Regions from separate parts of the Mus musculus genome. Here regions 2 and 3 are each linked to region 1. The links are chromatin loops, found by intact Hi-C in ENCODE. Cell type or tissue: left cerebral cortex. All regions are shown on one strand. Links, peaks and the distances in the headings refer to the core of each region. The heading gives the core; the rest is flanking DNA. Region 1 has its middle 85 kb from the start of Rrp15. Region 2 has its middle 65 kb from the start of D1Pas1. Region 3 overlaps Spata17 (spermatogenesis associated 17).

What was found. Peaks named below come from ENCODE experiments on the same cell type or tissue, not always from the same donor. Only the 100,000 strongest peaks of a DNase experiment are listed, where the experiment ranks them.
Region 2: a loop joins it to region 1, with 4 times the contacts of the local background. A loop is called at or near these places in 4 of 42 quality-filtered maps.
Region 3: it touches region 1 in a loop (2.5-fold over the local background); 15 of 42 quality-filtered maps call a loop at or near these places.

The regions. Positions count from the first base shown.
Region 1 is chr1:186,830,807-186,837,275 of GRCm38, forward strand. No RefSeq gene overlaps it. Among named protein-coding and RNA genes, the nearest start is that of Rrp15, 85 kb to the left of the region's middle. In left cerebral cortex, for the core only: no CTCF peak of the experiment used is centred there; DNase peaks (open chromatin) are centred at 2,715, 3,210, 3,498 and 3,713; H3K4me3 peaks cover 1,196 bases.
Region 2 is chr1:187,029,084-187,035,552 of GRCm38, forward strand. It overlaps a transcript of Spata17 not described here. Among named protein-coding and RNA genes, the nearest start is that of D1Pas1, 65 kb to the left of the region's middle. In left cerebral cortex, for the core only: a CTCF peak has its summit at 2,867 (motif pointing right); a DNase peak (open chromatin) is centred at 2,886; H3K27ac peaks cover 323 bases.
Region 3 is chr1:187,133,919-187,140,387 of GRCm38, forward strand. Spata17 (spermatogenesis associated 17) reads right to left here. Exons shown (of 10, transcript NM_028848.3): 6 at 6,455-6,469. Among named protein-coding and RNA genes, the nearest start is that of 1700007P06Rik, 12 kb to the left of the region's middle. In left cerebral cortex, for the core only: a CTCF peak has its summit at 3,740 (motif pointing right); a DNase peak (open chromatin) is centred at 3,729.

The sequences.
Region 1 (6,469 bases), core at 592-5,591:
AGATCAGAAATACAAATGATGGTAGCTGAGAGCCATCACTCAGTATCCCAGAAGCCTGCCCTTTTCGACTATAAGCTGTACAGGCAAATTATATTTGGACAAAAAAAAAAACCCATATTTTAATTGAAATGCTAGGAAGCTGTGAAGACAAGTATCTTAAGATCATAATGACATAAATTAAATGTTTATATTCTAAAAATGAAGCACAAAAGAATATTTTGAAACATGCTCACTGTAGAATATATTTTAAACCATCCTCAGGAAAAAAAAACTGTCTCTCACCTTTCATTTACACGCTTAACTGAAATACTCAAAGCACACCCAAGTCCTGCAGAATGAGCATGCTCGAGCGTAGGATGACCGGTTTCCTCAAGCTGCTTCAAAACTAGGGAGAAATCTTTTTAAAAATGTATTTGTTTGGACAAAATGAATAAAATTTACATATGTTTGTTTACTGAATTGATCCATTAATATTTAGAATATTGCTGTTGAACATATTATAAATAGCCCAAAGGACAGTGATCATTAACCAAAACTGATTTTTAAATGACAATTTTATTTACAATAGATAAGCGTTTAGTTTATAGCTATTTGTTACAACAGAATTGTTTTATGAGTCAGTATAAAGCATTGTGTTCATAAAAACAAAGTGTCTTTTTTCAGTTCAAATTTAGAATGCACTGCAGTTTTTAGTATATAGTAAATAATTTAGACATCTGTTAAACACTGAGACAAACAAAGAGTTAATTTTAAGGCTATCTATGTTTGTGGTGCTGACACTGAGTTCTGTAGACTTAGAATTTATATTTTCTTATGTTTTCACATAGCTGTATTATATCTACCAAAGGGGAGAGGTGCACACATGAGAAATATTTCAAATATTTAAAAAAAAAACTAAATTATTGCTCTTTCTTTCTCTTAGTCAAATGTGACTTCATTAAGACAGGACAAATTAGTGAATCTCTGTGGTTGACAGCTTTAAAAGAAAAAATTAACTCTAAAATCAATTTTGGATGACAGCATTGGTGAGGATCATCATAAAAACCTGTCAGACACTTAAAATCTAAGTGATACCAGGAGATGATACGATCAGATCGGTTTCTTAGAAATCTTTTCTTTTCTATTAGCTCCGTCTGTCCCTTTTGACACTTAGAGGTTAGACCTAATAAACTCCACTACTTTATGTACTTTCTGAAATTATAAATCTTACAAAGGTCCTTAAACAAACAGAATAATATTTCAACCAAACAGACATTTCGAGCCATGCCTGTGTATAGGGTATCTTTAGGAGGCATGCAAGAACAAATCACCGCTACATCTTTCAAGTTTTGCATGACAATAAGCTTACCATTGAGTAATGAAAAATATATCTTTCATTACACAGGTTTACTTTCATTCGATGAAACAGAATACACATAGATGCATGATAGCCTTGTAGGACATTTTTTTCTCTTGCCAGGAATTACCAAGATCCTGAGATCCAGGCTCCCATTATTCCTATGTGTGAATCATTAATGAATGTGTGGGCAGCGATGTCACCAAGCAGCACCCGGGATAAATACACACTCTCCTAGTTCTGGGTTGGCTTCTCCCTGCCCTCCAGTCCCCTTCTGTAGCTGAAGTGTCCCATTCTCTTTTATTTTCTCCACCTCCCCTCCTTACCTGACCAAAGAATCAACATGGTTAAATTACCAATCCTGGCCCAGAAACATTTTTATGATCGGTTTCCAAGAATGTTAATTTATTTAGGGGTGTTAACTATGACAGTCCACTCTGACATTGTTATTTTAATTGCTTATTTAAGACATCTACCATCTCTCTCTCTGTCTCTCTGTCTGTCCCTGCCTCTCTCTGTCTCTCTCTCTCTCCACACACACACACACACACACACACACAGAGAGAGAGAGAGAGAGAGAGCATCAGACACTGAACACTTTGAAGGACAACTTCAAAATCACCTTCTGTACCTGCAAACATTCACTTTAATCTTTAAAACCGGGTGCTTTCTGGTGAATACACTGTGTGTTAAAAATGGTTTCTTTACACTCTGTCAACAAACAAAAATTGTTTCAAAAAAACTCTAAGCATGTTTTGGGACCTGTGTATTTTCTTCCTCACTTCCATCACATTTTTATAACTTTCAAGTCGAATAAGCTTCATTTTAAATGCCCATCTCTTGAACAGAATTCTAAAGAAAAATATGTGGATAGTCACCCCTAAAGATGGTTTAAATTTTTTCTCATTTGCATAGCAAGATTTAATTTCCAACCCTTAAATATGACGAATTGCTGAGATTTTCTTCAGTTAATGCCTTTAACAGCTCCCAATAAACTTCATTAATCAGGCAAGCTCAGGCCCACTGTGTAGCCTGGAAACAGCTAATTTGCTTGATGAGACCCCGACTTTAGTGAATAAACAGGTGTATAATCTGAGGGCTTTATGGCCTTAATTATAGTCTAATCAGTTCAGCGGTTGGCGGGCAAAAAAAGAAAGAAACGGGGATGGGGGAGTCTCTTTTTCTAAAAGGAGGCAGCCGTACCCTTCCTTACACTTGGACTGCTGTCCTCCACGCCTGCCTCTCCCCGTGTTTCCTGCCTTCCATTCTCCGTTCTGTTTTTCACCAAGGCCTTCCTTTCTGTGGTCCCTGCTGCAGCCGCTTCCCGTGCTCTCCCTCAAAGCCGGTCTGGCTTCCCCATCTCTGGCAGAGCACCTCCTCGGATGCTGATGTCTTCCGGGGCTGCAGGGTCACTTTGCTCCCGGCCTCCTCCACTGCTCGCGCCCCGCCCGCACCTCCCCTCCCCGGCTGAGAACCCTCCCTGTCACCCGTGGGCCGCCTACAAAATCACTTCAAGGGCACTGGAACTTAGAAGGACGAGACAAAGCTTGGGCATATGGTCCAGTCCCCAGATGTTGCCTTTCTTCTTCCCAGGCCCACCTCCCCCTTGTCTGCTGCTGGTGCAGCCTCACGCCCCCATGGCCAAGTTCACCGCTGGGGAGAAGTGGCTTCATTCTGGTTAAGTCTTTTGTTTTTTCTGGCCTTCCTTCCTAGCTGATTAGCACCACAAAGTAGAAATTTCCCTGAGCCGAGTGATTGGTGTTTTAATTCTGCAAGAAAGGGACCTCTTGTTCGTGAACAGGACGTGGGGTGCAGAGGAGGGACGCGGAAAGACGAGGTGCTATGCCCGCACAGGACGCATCTGAGTGACTTGGGCCCTGGCCACCCAAACTGTTGTCCCCAGGCCTTGGCATCTCCTCTGTCCCCGCAGGAGTGCGCGAGTGTGGGTAAGATGTATACTCGTGCAGATGACTAGTCACCCCAAAGGAAAAAACGGAACTAGTCTCAGATCCGGGTCTTGGGGATAACTGCTCCCGCTCACCGGGGTGCGTCCTGGCACCTCCGGACCCCGCCTGCAAGTGTTCCTCGACTGTTAGGTGACCCCAGTTTGGGCAGGCGGGAACTTCGCGCCTTGGGTGGAAGTGGCAGTCCTGTGATCCGCGCTCTGGCTCATCCAGAGAAAGAGGCGGGCAGGCAGCCACCTAGTGCTCCCAGGACCAGCAGAAGCAACCGGGCCCCACTGGGCTCCCCTATTTCTGACCCCTTGCGGTCAGCGGGTAGCCCCTTGATAAGCCAAAATGCTTGTGGCGGAGAGTCACGCACATGCAGGCACCGCAGCTCTGGGTGGAAGAACTGTTGCCTAAGAACAGACTTGCTGGCAGCTGGCTGTTCACTGCCAAGCCCCCAGTCTCTTAGTCATGATGGATCCGTGAGCGTCCAGAGCTAGCGCGCCCCCTCCCCCTTCTTCATCAGCTGCCTTGATCTCTGCAGAACCACCCAACTTTCTTGGAGACCGTCAACAAAAGCGTGGGGAGCGTGGGTCTTCCGCAGGCAAACAATGAAAAAACCGAGAAGCCTGTTTGCATACGCATTACCCTGAACCCGACTGCCAAGGAAGAAGCCACCGGCATGCAGCAGGACTCATCTTATCTTGCCTGTTTTCATTTGTTTACATTGGAGGACAGTGGAAAGAAATAATACTGCCCAGGAAAAATAAAAAGGCAACCACAACCTCTTCCACTCGTTTTTTTTCTCTGAGCATGTCTGAATGTCCTCTGTGAACCCTCGGACAGTTCAAAATAATAATAATAAAATAATAATAATAATAATAATAATAATTTTTTTTAAAAAAAAAGCAAATTCTAACCCACGAAAGTGAGATTACACATTTAGATATTTTGTTATTGTGCTCGCCGAACCCCATCTCAGTGATGAGCCTCTGTGAGTGTGTCCTGTTTTAGTTTGGTTTGATCTGAAATGTCCAAACCGCTGATACTAATATTTTTTAAAAAATATTTAGTCATCTTTGAAACCTAAGCTCAAAGTATATAAACCACATACCCAATAAAATCTGCTGTGAAATTTTTTACTCTTTTGCAGTAGAAAGCAGGGTTCTGTGCCAAATGACCAAATCAAAGAAAATATTGATTGCTATCTAAAAGACACGTCACAGTGTATTTCACCATAAATATCTTCAGTAAGTGGTTGAATTAGCAGAAAATTATTTAAACTGTCCATGTTACAATTGCAACTTCTTCAAAAGCAGATCATGGCAATAAGTTAAACCATTTAATCATCCAATTTGTCATAATTAAATCAAAGGTTTGGAAAAGAACAACAGGGATGTGTGTATATGGATTTTTTTTTCTTTCTTAAATTTAGAATTCATAGTCTTCTTGGACAAAAGCTGGCCTTCGACCTTTTGTTCTTTTTTTCTTCCATGAGATCATAAAAAAAGAATGTATTGTGGCTGGGTGAGTGAGACATTTCCCGAAGAACGACCACGACAGCATCTTCTACTTATCTAAACTAAATTACAGCTTAATAATATCCAGTCTTGCTGCGTGGATGCTCTCGCACACCTGAGTGGCCAGGGCATCTTACTGCCTAATTTCTCTTTTGTATTATGTCTTGGTAATGAAAATACATTATTATTTCTCTTTAAAATCCCTCTTTGCCCCCTCCCGTGTCCAAGTTCTGAAAATTCTCAAACCAGTCCTGAGAAATACAAATGCACAAAGCGACAGGCGAAGCAGGCCCCGTGTTCAGCACTCAATCATTTCCTGTCACAGGTGCAGCCACTATGCGTTATCCCGCCATGATTGATAGAGTGGGTTTCTGCAGACTGGGGGAGCCGAGGAGGCTCAGACGGGGTCCTGTCATTTGGGCTCCATTTCATGCTACCTGTAGGGAAAAGCAAATTCTTTGTGGGGATTGGCTGTTTAGTGAGTTTTAAGTTTTACTTCCTCCTATATAATAGAAAGGTCATATTCCCTAAAAGCGAAGTATAGCTTTAAGGTTGATCTTAGAACAGACGTCATGCTAGGGAAATCAAGAAGGGTAATCATAACACAATAGACCTTGTTCCATGTAGCCTGTAAGTGTGCTACAGAACACACCTACAGCCATGTGTCTTATTACTGTGTTAGTAATTACTATTTTTTAAATCCTAGTGTATTAACAGAAAAATAATAAATGCCTTATACTCCCAGATGGTCACTTGAACTTGATGGCTGTATCAGAAGATTAAACAGAGGAGTTGATGTTGTTATGAGTTAATTCACTAGAAGATGAATTATGATATTATATTCCATTCAGTAATAAACAGAATCCTTGACTAACATCCAGGTTCAGGTGTTTGCATAAAAACGCAAGACAAAAAGCGGAGTCTTTATCATCCTACGTGTGGCTATCCCTCCCGTCAGCTGGGGTGAGGGTTTTTCTGTGTTTTCTTTTGCTGTGATCAGCCAACATCTTAACTTAATTAATGTAAGATCAAGGCTGACAACCATCACACTCCTGTTATGCAAAACTGTACAATCCTCCAGGTCCTTCACTTCGTTTTGAAATGGCTAAAGGCAAACTGATTTGCATAAGGAGATCTCAGATTTTAAAATGTAAAACTTCTTGCAATGGGATTATTAAGTGGCTTTCAACGATGCCCCCAGATGTTCAGGCACCACTGCAATGCTTTAATATTGTTCTTGTGGGTTTTTTTTTTAATATACACAGTCTAATCGATTGTTTAAAATGATAGAACTGGGGAATTAAATGACTTTTTAAATGTTCCATTTTTGACGGCAGAACGTTCTTCTATATCAATACGTCTCATTTTATAACTGCAGTGAACAACATGTGTTTTGCTGAAAATTTCTGCTAACAAATTATGATCCCAAAATGTTCATTTTTAAAAAGCTGACAAATTATATCCAAATAAAAGCAGGAGCAAGCACTGCAGCTCATAAATCTCTTGCTAGAAAAGGGACCACATTTAGAAAGATTTTTTTTTCTTTTACAAATTTTCCCTGTGATTGAGACAATCTGGCAAGCTCAACATTTAAAAAATATCTGATGGCTCAAATCAACCATTTAGGTTAAAGTTTTTTTTTTTTTTTTTATAAGAAACATGTATAA
Region 2 (6,469 bases), core at 561-5,560, 200 kb after region 1:
TCAAATACCAGCAGCAGCCTATTCCAAAAATAATCCTACTGCGCAGAAGTCTAACCTGGGATGCAGTGTGGCATAAACCTCCATCTTCTGCTCTAGAGCTGCTGAGTGAACTGCGGGTCCTGCCTAGCTTCTCAGGTAGGGCTAAAAAGAGAAACAGGGCTTTGCTGCCCAGATTGAGGGATGGCTTCTATGCATTTTTTCATTTCTTTCTTCTATTTAAGATAAAAAGAGTTCATAGCCCTTGGCAGTTGTTTCAGGCTTTCAAGTTCTTAGTTAGCAAATTGTCCTTAAGTTGAACCTGGATTCTTCTTGATGTAACAGAAGCACATCCTCTCCCACAGCCCCTGCTTCTTATTTTACACAGCTGCTAAACTCTACTTATCTAGCAGCAATTAGCCTGAACTAATTTTCACAATCTCCTGAGAGGCACCCATTTTCCTTAGATTTGGGTAGGTTTCTAAGGAGGATGGAAGGGACAGAAGCGGCTGGGAGTATGGCTTAAAAAACACCATTTGTCCCTTCAAGCTGAATACGAAGATAAAAAGAACTATTACCTGATAGAAGAAATATACAAAAAATGTGTCCTTTCTTTAGATTCTGCTGTTTCCTTAACTATCGTTGAATTGAAATTGCCTTTACAGCCTACTCAACGTCTGTGTTGCTTAATTAAAAATTGCAATCACTGCAGCGTGACTTTAAAACTTGGCATTATCTTGGTCCATCTTGACTTCACTGTGACTTATACATGGAAACAGCCACGCAATGTTAAAATGTCACCTGTGGTGAGGACCATAGGCCTGGCCAGACCGCCACAGAGTCTGTGCTGAAAACTCCATTATAATAAATCACCTTCATCTCTAGTGGAGCTGAAAACTTGGGCCAGGCTCCTGGGCCGTCACCAATCTACCTACCTGTGAACCACAATGACCAGCATGACATGGTATCAATAAGGTGCAATAGTGGCACTTGGATCTTGATGGTAGCCAACAGCTGTCTGGTTGGACTTATGGCCGCCTTTCCTCGGGGGAAAATCATGCCTACCTAGTACTGTAAACCTGACCCTACTACCCACGGTTAGTCGTGAGATCATGGATCTTAGATGAGAAGCTACTGCCCCCACTAGTAGATCAGCACAATTCCTAACTGCATTCTACACGCTTAATCTTATACCCACAAACAAAGGTCGCTCTTACCACTCATAAGAAAATATAAAAACAAACAAACAATCAAAACAAAACAAGACCTTCTCTTTGCAACATGGAAACCATCCCTGAAAACCACACTGGTCAAACTATAGAGAATAACTGCCTGTGGGGGTGCAAGACCCAACAATACATCTGCAACACAACTCCTGCACCTAGGGCTCAGGGAATATTGTGAAGGGGGGGGGGGTGATTGTAAGGTACCACAGGCATGCGCACGCAGGAGTGGTGGAGGGCTGTCAAGGGGCTACTCTAGTAACGAGGCAGTGGTAGGTTCTCTGTCTTTCTATGTGGCTGGTCTCAATCTGGACCTTTCAGCTTTAATGACTAGGAAAACATTACAGCTTTGCTGAGTCTTGTCAACCCTTCTAACAAACTGCTGACCATGTAGGTAGTCTTAGGGACCCAGAGACACAAATGACGTTTCTGGGTTTACAGCCACTCAGTGGGAGATTTGTCACTACTCCACACAGATAATAAGCAGTTATGTGTTGACTGGTTTGTGCAAATAGGCCTGTTTTCCAAAGTTGCTGGGCACTATATATGACAGATGGACCATGAAATGAATAGAATAAAGAACTCTTGAACTTTAATACCAAATAGAACATGCTTCCCTATATACAAAGCATTTGTGTCAATGAAACAGATTTTCATACACCTAACTTTCCCAAATATAATGTGACATTTTGAAACCACAGTCTTCATCTTTCAGAGTGACGTTTCAACTATCCTCCACATCACAGCATCTTTGAGAAACACGGCTACCCTTGGGGCAAAGAAGATAAAGGCAGTTGATTATGCTCTTCTGAGACTCGGTCCCTCTCCAGGAGGTCAGCTGGGGCAAGCATAACGCTACCCATGTGTCCTGCTTCTTCTAACTCCGTAGTGTTTAGAGTTATCTGCAAGGAGAAGGGAGCTGCAAGCAGCATAGAGTCAGTCTCATTCAGAGACAGGAAGGCGTGGGGATTTGAATGAGGAGAGATAGGTAGATTCACCAGCAGAAAATATCACGTGACCCATCAGATGTTAAATATTTCCGGAGGTGGAGCAAGTCAAGTGTACATGCCTGAGAGAATTGCAGAGAATTAAATTCAACTGAGTTACATTGACTGCCTTTCTCGTTACTATGAATAAATACCGGACAAACAAGCAACGTGAAGGAGAAGGGGCTTATTCAGGCTCGTGCTACAGTTCACAGTGGCAGAACCAGGAGCCCGACGGGGCTGCTCACACCACAGCCATGCTCAGGATGAGTGCTCACACCTCCACTGGCTTTTCCTTCGGATTCAGCATAGCACTGCAGCGCATGGGTTGGGACTGCCTATATTCAGGGTGGATTGTCACTCAGTTAAACCTCTCTGGGATTACCTTCAAGGACACATCCCAAGTTATGTCTCCTAGGTGACTCCGAATCCAGTTCTGAGTCCAGTTGCTAATGAAGATTAACCACCACACAAGTGTGCAGGCTACATGAAAATGTTCTGCCAGTCACCAGTTTATCTGGTCTTCTCTGTTTGAGCTCCAACTTCCCTTCAAGACCTGTTATCTGGGGTCAACGCTTTAAGTCCCCTTTGCATTTGCCCCATTGCTTCCTGGGGTCAAAGCTTTAATTAAAAGCATTTGCTTCATTGTCAGCAGTCATGGTTTTAATTCTGGTCACTAGAGGGCAGTAGAGAGACACCACGGAGAGCATGGGCACTTCCTGGGCTCAAGCGTGTGCCCGGGCAGGCTCTTAAAGCACAACCACAGCCAGTTTTCTCTATGTTCCTCTACATTCCCGTGATGCAGAGTGTCTGTGCTAGGACTCCATTCATGCATGGCTTCTCCTAGGACATGGCGTTACAGCAGATTCTGACAATGCAGCATCACCCAGTGAGCCAGGGCATGCTCTCTGGTTCTCCTATGAGTTGGGAAGTCTTCCTCAGATGTTCTACCTGAGTGCTGTTCCTTCTGCCTGCTGCTCTGGTGTTCTGCCCCTCTAGACTTACTGGCCAGTCTCAGTACACCAATTTTATTTATACTTCCGTATTTGAATTGGTGTGGGGTGTGTCTCGCTTGTGGTCTGGCATCTTTGAGCCCTTGCAAAAATAATTTACCAGTGAATTAGAACTCCAAGTGTTACCTTTGTTCTCTCTCATGAAAAGTAAAGCTTCATGTAACCAAGATTTTTCTTTCTCTTTACCCAAGTCTAGGTAGGACCTAGAAAAATTCCTTCTCTGTCTTTGGAGGCTTGCTGAAATGAACCTACAGCAGACACAATAACAAAGAAAGATAGAAAAGTCAATGTGTCCAGGATACCACCTGAACACATCCAGACCCTGGAAGACTCAGAGTTTTACACAACTTCCTGATAGTGGCTTGGCAAAGGGGAAACAGATGATTGTAAGAGGGAGGGGAATGGGCCCAAAGATTAATGGTTTCTAATTTTCTCTGGAAATCGAATGGACCAAAGGACAGAAGACGGCTGGGACAAAGTCTGTCTGGGGTGAGGCCAGCCTTTAGTCTTCCTTGCTGATAGGATTTGGTCTTTCCCCATCAGTGGAACCTCAGGGTGGGATCAAAGTTAACTGTTCTGTGGATCCAGTTTTCAGGTAGATGAGAGAGTTCAGAGGAAAGTCCCCTCCTGTCTCAGAAGGAGAACTGGGAGGAGGCTGGGGAGGCTTTGATTCCCAGGCCTTTCAGTTTTCCCTGCCTCAAAGAACTGGGCATGTCAAAGCTGAGCCTGACACCCACTGCGTAGAATGCTAAGTCCGATGATGGAGCAGATTCATCGGAAGCTTTACTACAGCGTTTTGTTCCAAAGCTCCTCAGGCCCATGGCTTTCCAGAGCAAAAACACCAAAGCCAAGGGCTTGAGTGGGCAAGCGTGTTTGGAGAGTGCGACGTGAGAAAGCACAGAGCAGCTTTGGGAAGTGAGCTCTTCCCTCCTTTGCCCGTGCAGTCACTCTCATCTCACCAGATGGGATGAGGCCTCTGGGAGGACTTCTCATTGTCCTCTTCTGGAGAGAGTGGCACCCAGCTGTGTTGAGGAACTCTGGGATAGGATTCCGGAGTCTACATCCAACATCTCCAAGTCCAATCATAACAGGAAGATTCGTGATGTGAAAGCCACCTTCCTCAGCATTAGCAGTGATGGTCCAAAAACAGAACGAGCAAATGAGTCCCACCACAGTTCCCTAAACTGGAGGTGGCTGGGGCTAGTCTCAGACTCATGATCTCCCTGCCTTGACTTTCCAAGTGCTGAGATTATAGGCATGTGTATCCACATGCATCCCAAGACATTCCCTTCGAGCTTTAGCAGGAGAGACTCTCCAGAATTTCTTCCAGTTCTAGCAACACTAACACTATCTCCAGATTTATTCAGTAAAGTAAAATTAGATGACAAAAGTCAAGTAGACATTGGGGACAAGACCTAGAAGAAGTGAGAAAAGTTGAATTGTTGCCCAGGATTCTGTCTCAGAGTAAATGATGTTTTTGGACTATTTCACAGTCTTGGAGACCTGATACACTATATCCTTTTGTAATGTTTTTAATTATGTGTAAGTCCCAGTGGTAACACATTGGCAAATGCACATGATTATGAGTGCCCATGGAAGTCAGAGGTGTGGGATTCCCTGGTGCTAGACTTAGACGTCACTGTGGGCTGCCCAGTGAGGGGCCCTTTGCAAGAGAAGTGTGAGCTCTTAACCACTGGGTCCTCTCCCAGCCCCATCATCCACTCCTAAAAGTTATAGATCTACAGTCAGACTTAGATTTCTAGAAGACCGCTGCAAATCGGGAGCAAGTAATGGTTATCTGGTCATTTACTTTAAAATGCATTCTTGTTTAAGCTTTTTCCTTCCCTGAGAGTACTAAACAGAAATGTGTGGCTAATGCTCAGAGCAGTTCCACTGTCAGCCTTCCATGATGCTGCCTCTGCTTACCCTCTCTGATCAGTCATCCCAGAGGGGTGCTCCAGCCTCTGAAGTCCACATTCAGGAAATATCTGCTTACTTACTAGAATTTTGTAAACATTTAAATTTAGGATGCTAATCCATCTGTGTGTCAGTCCAGGCCTAGAAGGACAGGCAGGTCAGCAGTAACAGGAAGATAGCTGTTTCTTGACCACTGTACAATGAGGAAGAAGCCCACCCCAAGCAAATGTGATGTGTCAAGTCAGTGCACTAGGATGACCTGCACAGAAGCAAGGGGTAGACTGGGTAGTCTTTCATCCACAGCACAACCAATCAGCAAGGTTTGCGTTGTTAGCTAGGAATGTAAAATAAATTACTTCCTATATTTGCAGACCCCCATCCACTTTTGTAGCAACAAGTTATTAAAAAGAAATGGAGTAATGAAATAATTGGTAAAACACTGTCTCCTGACCCTGCCTCTTCTTTAATAACTGCTGGAAGACATTTTGCTGTAAGTGGCAAGCATCCATTTCAGAGTGAATGCAAATCAGGGCAATCACCTTCCTTTCAGCTCCAGGAAAGCTAAGACTTACTCTGAACCTATGCTTGGTCACCCAGCACTGCTGGCTCTGAGGTGCTCTCTCAGTTTGCTCCAAAACTTTCTTGTATTTACCAAGAGTCTTCCTACACTTGTTTTGTAAAGAAGTATTAAAACCAAGGAAAATCACTGAAATATGTTTTCTCATTTTTAGAAAGATTTTATCTTTGTGTGTGTGTAATAGAAAGAGATAGAGATAGAGAGATAGAGAGAAAGGGAGAGAGAGAGAGTATGTGTGCATAAATGCATAATTTGCAATATGGTGTAAATTAACCAGACCTCTGGCTTAGGATCCCCTGCAGTACTGCTCCTACCTTCTCAGCCCTCTCTTTGAGTAAAGTAATGCAGCTCCCTAAGCCATCTTGCAGGACTTTTCCACTTTTTTCAAATAAAAGAATTTAGACCAACTTTCATGGTTCTTAACAGAGAAACTGCTACTGTAATAAATTCCAGCCATAAGAGGTGTCTGGTGCTTACTCCATGCTACTACACAGACACAGTCCTTGTCACTACATAGACACAGTCCATGTCATTATATAGGCATAGTCCATGCCACTATATAGACAAGGTCCATGTCACTATATAGACAAGGTCCATGTCACTATATAGACACAGTCCATGTCATTATATAGACATAGTCCATGTCACTATACAGACACAGGTCCATGTCACTATATAGACACAGTCCATGCCACTCATAGACACAGTCCATGCCACTATATAGACACAGTCCATGTCACTATATAGACAAGGTCCATGTCACTATATAGACACAGG
Region 3 (6,469 bases), core at 894-5,893, 300 kb after region 1:
TTAATGCTGAATTTATTCTCCTGTTAGTTCAGTCTTCCGTCTCTCAGAAGGGAAGGGATGACACATAGGGTGGCATTCTGGCAGGGACTGCTCAGTGGAACGCAGAGAGAATGGCCTGACTCATGGGCTTTCTTCTTGAACCTCCAGAGGTCGGAGGTCAGTCCATCATCTGCTGCAGAATCTTCTTGAAAGACTAAATCTGCCAACCGCCCAAAGGGGGAAAGTCAGCTGGATAACATTTTGGTTGCTGCAGAGATCACTGCTGCTTCACAGAACTGTGGCGGCGAGTGTGGAGACAGATAAATATGATAATCTGGCTTGAGTTGTGCACATGGAATTTCCATAGCTTTCCATGGCTGTGTTATCCTTTCCACAAAGGCTCTAGTGTTTTCCATGAGTGTCCATAGGCTGACTGAGCATATTTCTGTAAGCACTGAACACCTGCTGTACGAAGTTTGGTGCCAGAGCACTTAACTCCCAAGGAGGAACTCAGGATACGCAGAAGTGGAGACAGAGTGCCTTGAGCGTAGGTGTCACTTGGTGAGTCCTATGTGGGCCATCGACTCGGCTTCCAGTTACCGAGCCCTACTGAGTTTATATAAACTACGTACAACCATGAACAAGCACTCACGCTTAAATTTGTAACTTTGGAAGAAGGATCTGGAAAGCTAACTTTACCAATCCCACACCGTGCCGTTTGTTAGCTAAGTTCAGTATGCACTTCTTCACACGAAATGTGAAGCACTACCTCCCATTCCTAGCGTGAGGGTTCATTTCTGTAATTCCAGCCCTTAAGGAGGCTAAGACAGAAGAATTTCTGTGGTTTCAAGATCAAGCTGGGACACATACTGAATTGCAGAACAGCCTAGGCTGTGTATACAGTGAGATCCTGTCCCCCATAACCCTCCAAAAGCTACTACCCAAAACTAACTATCAATTATCTTACTACCAAGCCCTCTTAAGCTCCTGTAGAAATTTGCCATAACAAAATGACAGAGCACAAAAGAATTTAGAATCGGAAGCAGGGAATATGTGAGTAAGAAAGCAAACATAGGAGGTGCAGGGTGTAATGGGGCTAGTAGTGGAAATTAAGTAGTGGTGAGCCCTCCAAAATGACTGGCAGGTTTCTCCTGTGTCTGACTCCTTTCACTTTAGAGCTATAAATAACTACTCTATTGTCCAGATAGTACATGGACTCCTTGAGTGTGTTAACACACCAAGACTGCTTCCCATCTGCCCTAAGTTTCCCACTGCGTCAAACTCTGGGCTTCTTTGGCTCCTGGGCAGATATTTCTCCCCCTTTCCTCTTATGAACTATTAACAATCTCTCAGTGTTCTCCAGTCTACACTAATAAGGACAGCTGAACAGTTAATAGATTTCATTGACAACGCAGTTTAATAGGAAGGCGAGAACATCTTTAAAGGAAGGGAAAGGGAAAGGTCAGTGTGGTGAAAAGTTGTAGGAATTGTGGGAAGTTGTTGGAATTGTGGGAAGTTGTTGGAACTGCCCTTTGGCATGAGAGCAGGACTCTGAACGTCCAGACTGTAACTAGCTGTAAGAAGGAATCAGCTTCATCCATATGTTAGAAAATCCTGTTGGTGAGCTTTTCTTGAGCATAATGTCAGGCTGCGGTGGGATGACCACACTGAAGAGCAAAGGAAGGAAAGACTGAGAAGCAGGGCGGAAGCAATAGCGGAGGGTTGTCAATGTTTATGCTGAAAAGGAAGGGTTGTTTTAAACATATTTGTTTTAGATTTTTGAAAATTTCATAATTGCATATAAAATATCTTGATCATATATACCTTCAAGTTCTCCATAAATCCTTTTAGACCCACCCCAACCCCGTTCCCATCTTTCTCTTCTTTTGTCCTCTTGTTTTTAAAAATTTCTTTGCATAACCATCGGGATCAATCTGTGCACACTCATGATTGTGGGGCTACCAACTGAAGCATGGCTGACCAACTAGAGGCCATACTCTTAATTATGGCTGTCCCTCCCCAGAAGCCATCTGTTACGCAAAGCGCCTCAGCTAGGAGTGGGGTGTCTGTGAGTGTCTCTCCCCTCTATATTAGAATGTTGACTGGCTTGCCTTAAGCAGGTCTGATGCAGGCGACCACAGCTGCTGTGGGGAGCGCAGCTGTCCTTCATGTGCAGAAGACACCGCTCACTGCAGCCCTCCCTGACCTCGGGCTCTCTCTGTGTCCCCTGAGCCTTGTGGGAAGGGAGTGTGATGCAGGGCTCCCATTTAAGCTGAGCACTCTGCAGACACTCAGTCTCTACATGCTCATCATTGGTGTGTTCCTGCACTGTCATCAACCATGTAAAGAAATCTCTCTGTTTAGGGCTGAGAGCTGTGCTAATCTGTGGGTACAAAGGATTCTATCAAATGGAGAACATGGAACCTTTCAAACTTGACAAATGTCAAGTGGAAATGAAATATTATTGTTTTTGAAAGATTTCTCTGACTGTAGTAAACTCATTGGTATAATGAGCTTGACTTAACTAACAGTAATTCTAGAGAACACTGTCATTGCTTTGAATGAGGGAGATGGGCATGCGAAAGCTGTCTTGACACACGGAATGCTGAGGTGGAAGGCAGTGGAGAACTGCCTGATGGAGAAAGTCAAAGGCACATGACAAAATGCATGCAGCCAAGAAAGGGTACAGCCAAGTAACCACAAGGAGCCAGACTGTCCCTGAGTGAACGAAGTGGCTGCTAAGGTCAATGGGCATAACATGTGCTGCAGCCACTGATGGCCGTGTGTCAACACCATTGCTCCTGAGCTTCCCCGTAATGGCTGGGTATTCTAGCCTAAGAACCTTGTCCACAGCAAAGCCTGTCCAAACACAGTATTTCCAAATTCACGAGACACCTGACCCAGGTGCACCCACACTATTACACATGCAAACAGTGGCACATGTACACAGAGGGACTGCCATTTTCCATGGCTCTATTTCCAGATGGAAGTGCAAGCCACATGTCACATACTAAGTCCTTAATGTACATAAGCAGACCACCTCTCAGCTTGCTGTCTTAGGAGGACAGAATAGAAGATAGTACACAATTCAGAAAAATTAAATATTTCTAATAAAGCATTTTAATCTTATAATCTTGGTCTTCTAAACATGTTTCCCATTTAACAGCCTATCAGTTTATTATAACTAGGTCAAGTTTAAATTTTAATTAAAATGTATTCCTTCCTTATATAAATTCAATTTGATATGGTTTTGAAAAGAAGATTACTGTACACATTTTATTTTTTTAAAAGATTTAAGTATATCAAATTATAGTTTGTTGATAATGATCACAGCAAAGGGCATTTTTAAAAATCACAAAACTGATAAGAATTAGTTTTGTACCCATGTGAAAATTACTAGGATAAGGAAAACATAAAAATATTATGTAAATGATGACATGAAAATTATTTCTATAATACTTTTAATTTCCATTTGCATATGCGTTAACTAGCAAATGACAGAAAATAAAATATGCAGCTATATTGATTGCTCCATATTGTGTTTCTATGTTCTTTCCTATGATCGTATTAACAGGAAATGAGGTAAGTCACCGTCGGTCAATTACTACTAAGGACAGTTCTGTACAGGATGCTCATCTCCAAAGCACCGGCCACTGCCATTTGGATCTGGAGTGTTACAGGCACCTTGTGACTGGGCTGAGCCTCAGGAAGCAATGCTTTCCTTTAGTGAATTCAATAACAGGCCTTTGCGTACAGCCACCAGTAGGTGGAGCAGACAGCATAATTTATTACTGAGAACAAGGGCAAAGGAATGAAAGTCGGGTTCTTTGGAATAAAACAAATCTGTAAATGAGATTTTCTTCAAAGGAAATATGCCCTGTATGTGTTAGATTTGGTTTGACTGGTTACTGAATCAAAATAAATAACTTTATTAAATAATCAATCTTCGCAGAAAGATAAATTTACAAATGGAGGCATTGCTTGCATTTTACTTTATTCAAATCAACTAAAATTAGCTTTCCTTTCAAAAAAATTTTACAGGGACAAGGAATTTTTTGATGTGTTCATTTAGTAAGGACGTTGAACACAATCCTGCTTTTCAGGTGGCGGGGCATAACAAATAGTATTTTCTAGGAAATATAATTGACTAATCCTGTTATGTCTGCAGCAACAAATTAACCTTATTACTACTAGTAAATGGTGATTGATTATTTATGCAAATAAGTTGCCATGTTCGGCTTTCTGATTGAAATAAACATATAAAAGAGGCACTTTACTATGACTTGAACTTTTTAATTAATAAAGCCCTGAGGGGTGTGTTAATTCACCCATTGCAATATTAGTTATTTACTCATGTAACTCCTATTAGCACAAACATATTTGCTTGAATAAAGATGAGATAACAATAAAACTATGAATAGCTCCTGAAACTATTTTTAAAAAATACATCAGAGTCATACTGAAATAGGCTTAAAAATAAGCTTAAATTATGCCTGTAAGTATCAATACATCAGCATAACCAGTCTAGGGTTATTAATTCATTAAATAGCATTAATGAATTAATTATTAAATGTAGAAATTAATAAACACAATTTTGCTCTGCCAAATTCAGCAGTGTTTTCAAAGCATTGTTTGCCTAATGTTTTCTATCTACTAACAATATTAGGCAACATTAAAACTATAGGAATATAATGTCAACACATTACTATTGTACAGTGCAAATTAATAATGCCATTACTAAATTGTTGAAACTCCCAATAAACTATGTTGTCTTCTAAAGATGCTACAGATGACATTCTTTTTACAAAGTTCAACAAAACTGTTTGTGTACAAATAAACTTCTCACAAAAAAAAAAAAAAAAGAACTTTCCCTTGCTACTGACAATTAGACTGTGAGTCTTTGGAAGTGAAACCTCCTATCCTAGACACCAGCGGTCTGGGGGAGTTAACATTGACAACTAAGAATATTTTTAAATCCAAAGTTCAATTTCCACCCAATAGCCAAGTCATTAAGGCAAATGAGAAACAATGCTCACATAGAGTGTATATTTCTGTTTCTTATATAGGGAAAGTATTTTAAAAAATTTTTGTATCAGCAAAATCAAAACTGAAAATGGTTGTTAATCTTAGTGAGACTGCTTATAGATAGCAATTTTCTCCCATTAAAAACTTTGTGTGACAGCCGACTTAAATGAGGTTGAATGTTCCTTATGGCTAAGGATCTGCTAGCATAACCACACACGCACTAAATTCCCAGCACAGGACCCATGGAGGGTAGGCATTCAGAGACATGCCAGTCAGAGGACAGGCTGGGGGCTACAGTCAGTGTAGGAAAGCTCTACCTCGAGTGGATCATGAGACAAACACTGAAGCAAAGGAAGCAGTCCGGATCTACTGGCTGTGTAGCAAGGCTTGCATTTGCCATCCTTTGGCAGCATCCGAGACCATGGACCAATGAACAGATTGGACAATAAGGTGGTATCACTCTTCTATTTTATCACCAAGATGTTTGCCCTTGGGGGGGGGGCGGTCCTCCATAAGTTCAAAGGTTATCCTTTTATCTCCTTAGTTACCTATAGTTACATTGTAAGATCACCATCATTTCATAATCCAAATTACCAGGATGATAGAATCTCTGACATCTTTATAATCTTCTCCAAGGGAGGAGGTCTGACAACACAGCCTCACCTGCAATGTCCCAACACCAATGGCACCGGGTACAGTGAAGTCAGCAGCATGGAGGCCACAGTGTAAAGAGCTCTCTCTACTCCTCAATTAATAACTAAAACAAATAAAAGAAAGGAGCCAGCTCCCTCCTGCCACCATCAGGCTCTTGGGGCTTGAACCAAGGGTATTAGACTTGGTGGCAACTGCCTTTATCTACTAAGCCATCTCACCAGCCAATTCACACATTTAAAACCATATTTCTCTGGGTAGAATATTCTATGTACAATGCATGCATTCTCAGCAACCATAACAAAATCTTAAGTATAAGAATACATTTCTAAATATTCTAAATTCCACATTTATCTCTCCATATGAAGCAATTTGTTAAAAAGCTTTACTTGACAATGTCTATCAAAATTTAGAAAAGGAAGAAGAATTTTCTTAATCTCAACATTCATTCAATTAAAAGAGAAAGCCTGAAAGCCATCTCAGCCTAATAACTTGCCAGTTCTTGATCATTTCACAACACAACAATAGGTTATGCCCTCCGTGTTGTACTATCACTGTGGCGGATCACTCTGCTGGCTTGGACCTTTCTGCCAGTGGCTCAGGGGCTGCCTCTATGAAGCACTGTCACAGGCCAATCATGGCGCCTGCGCACACCACACAAAAACACGAAATTGAACTGGAAGTAGTGTCTTTGTGGTATCTTTTCAACAAGTCATGTCCTATCCAGCCTGCTAGTTTATCTCTGTCAAGCTAGGAGTCCAAGTGGCTCATGGGAGCTGCCAGGCACAGGTAGACTAACCTGCTTTGTGCTGAG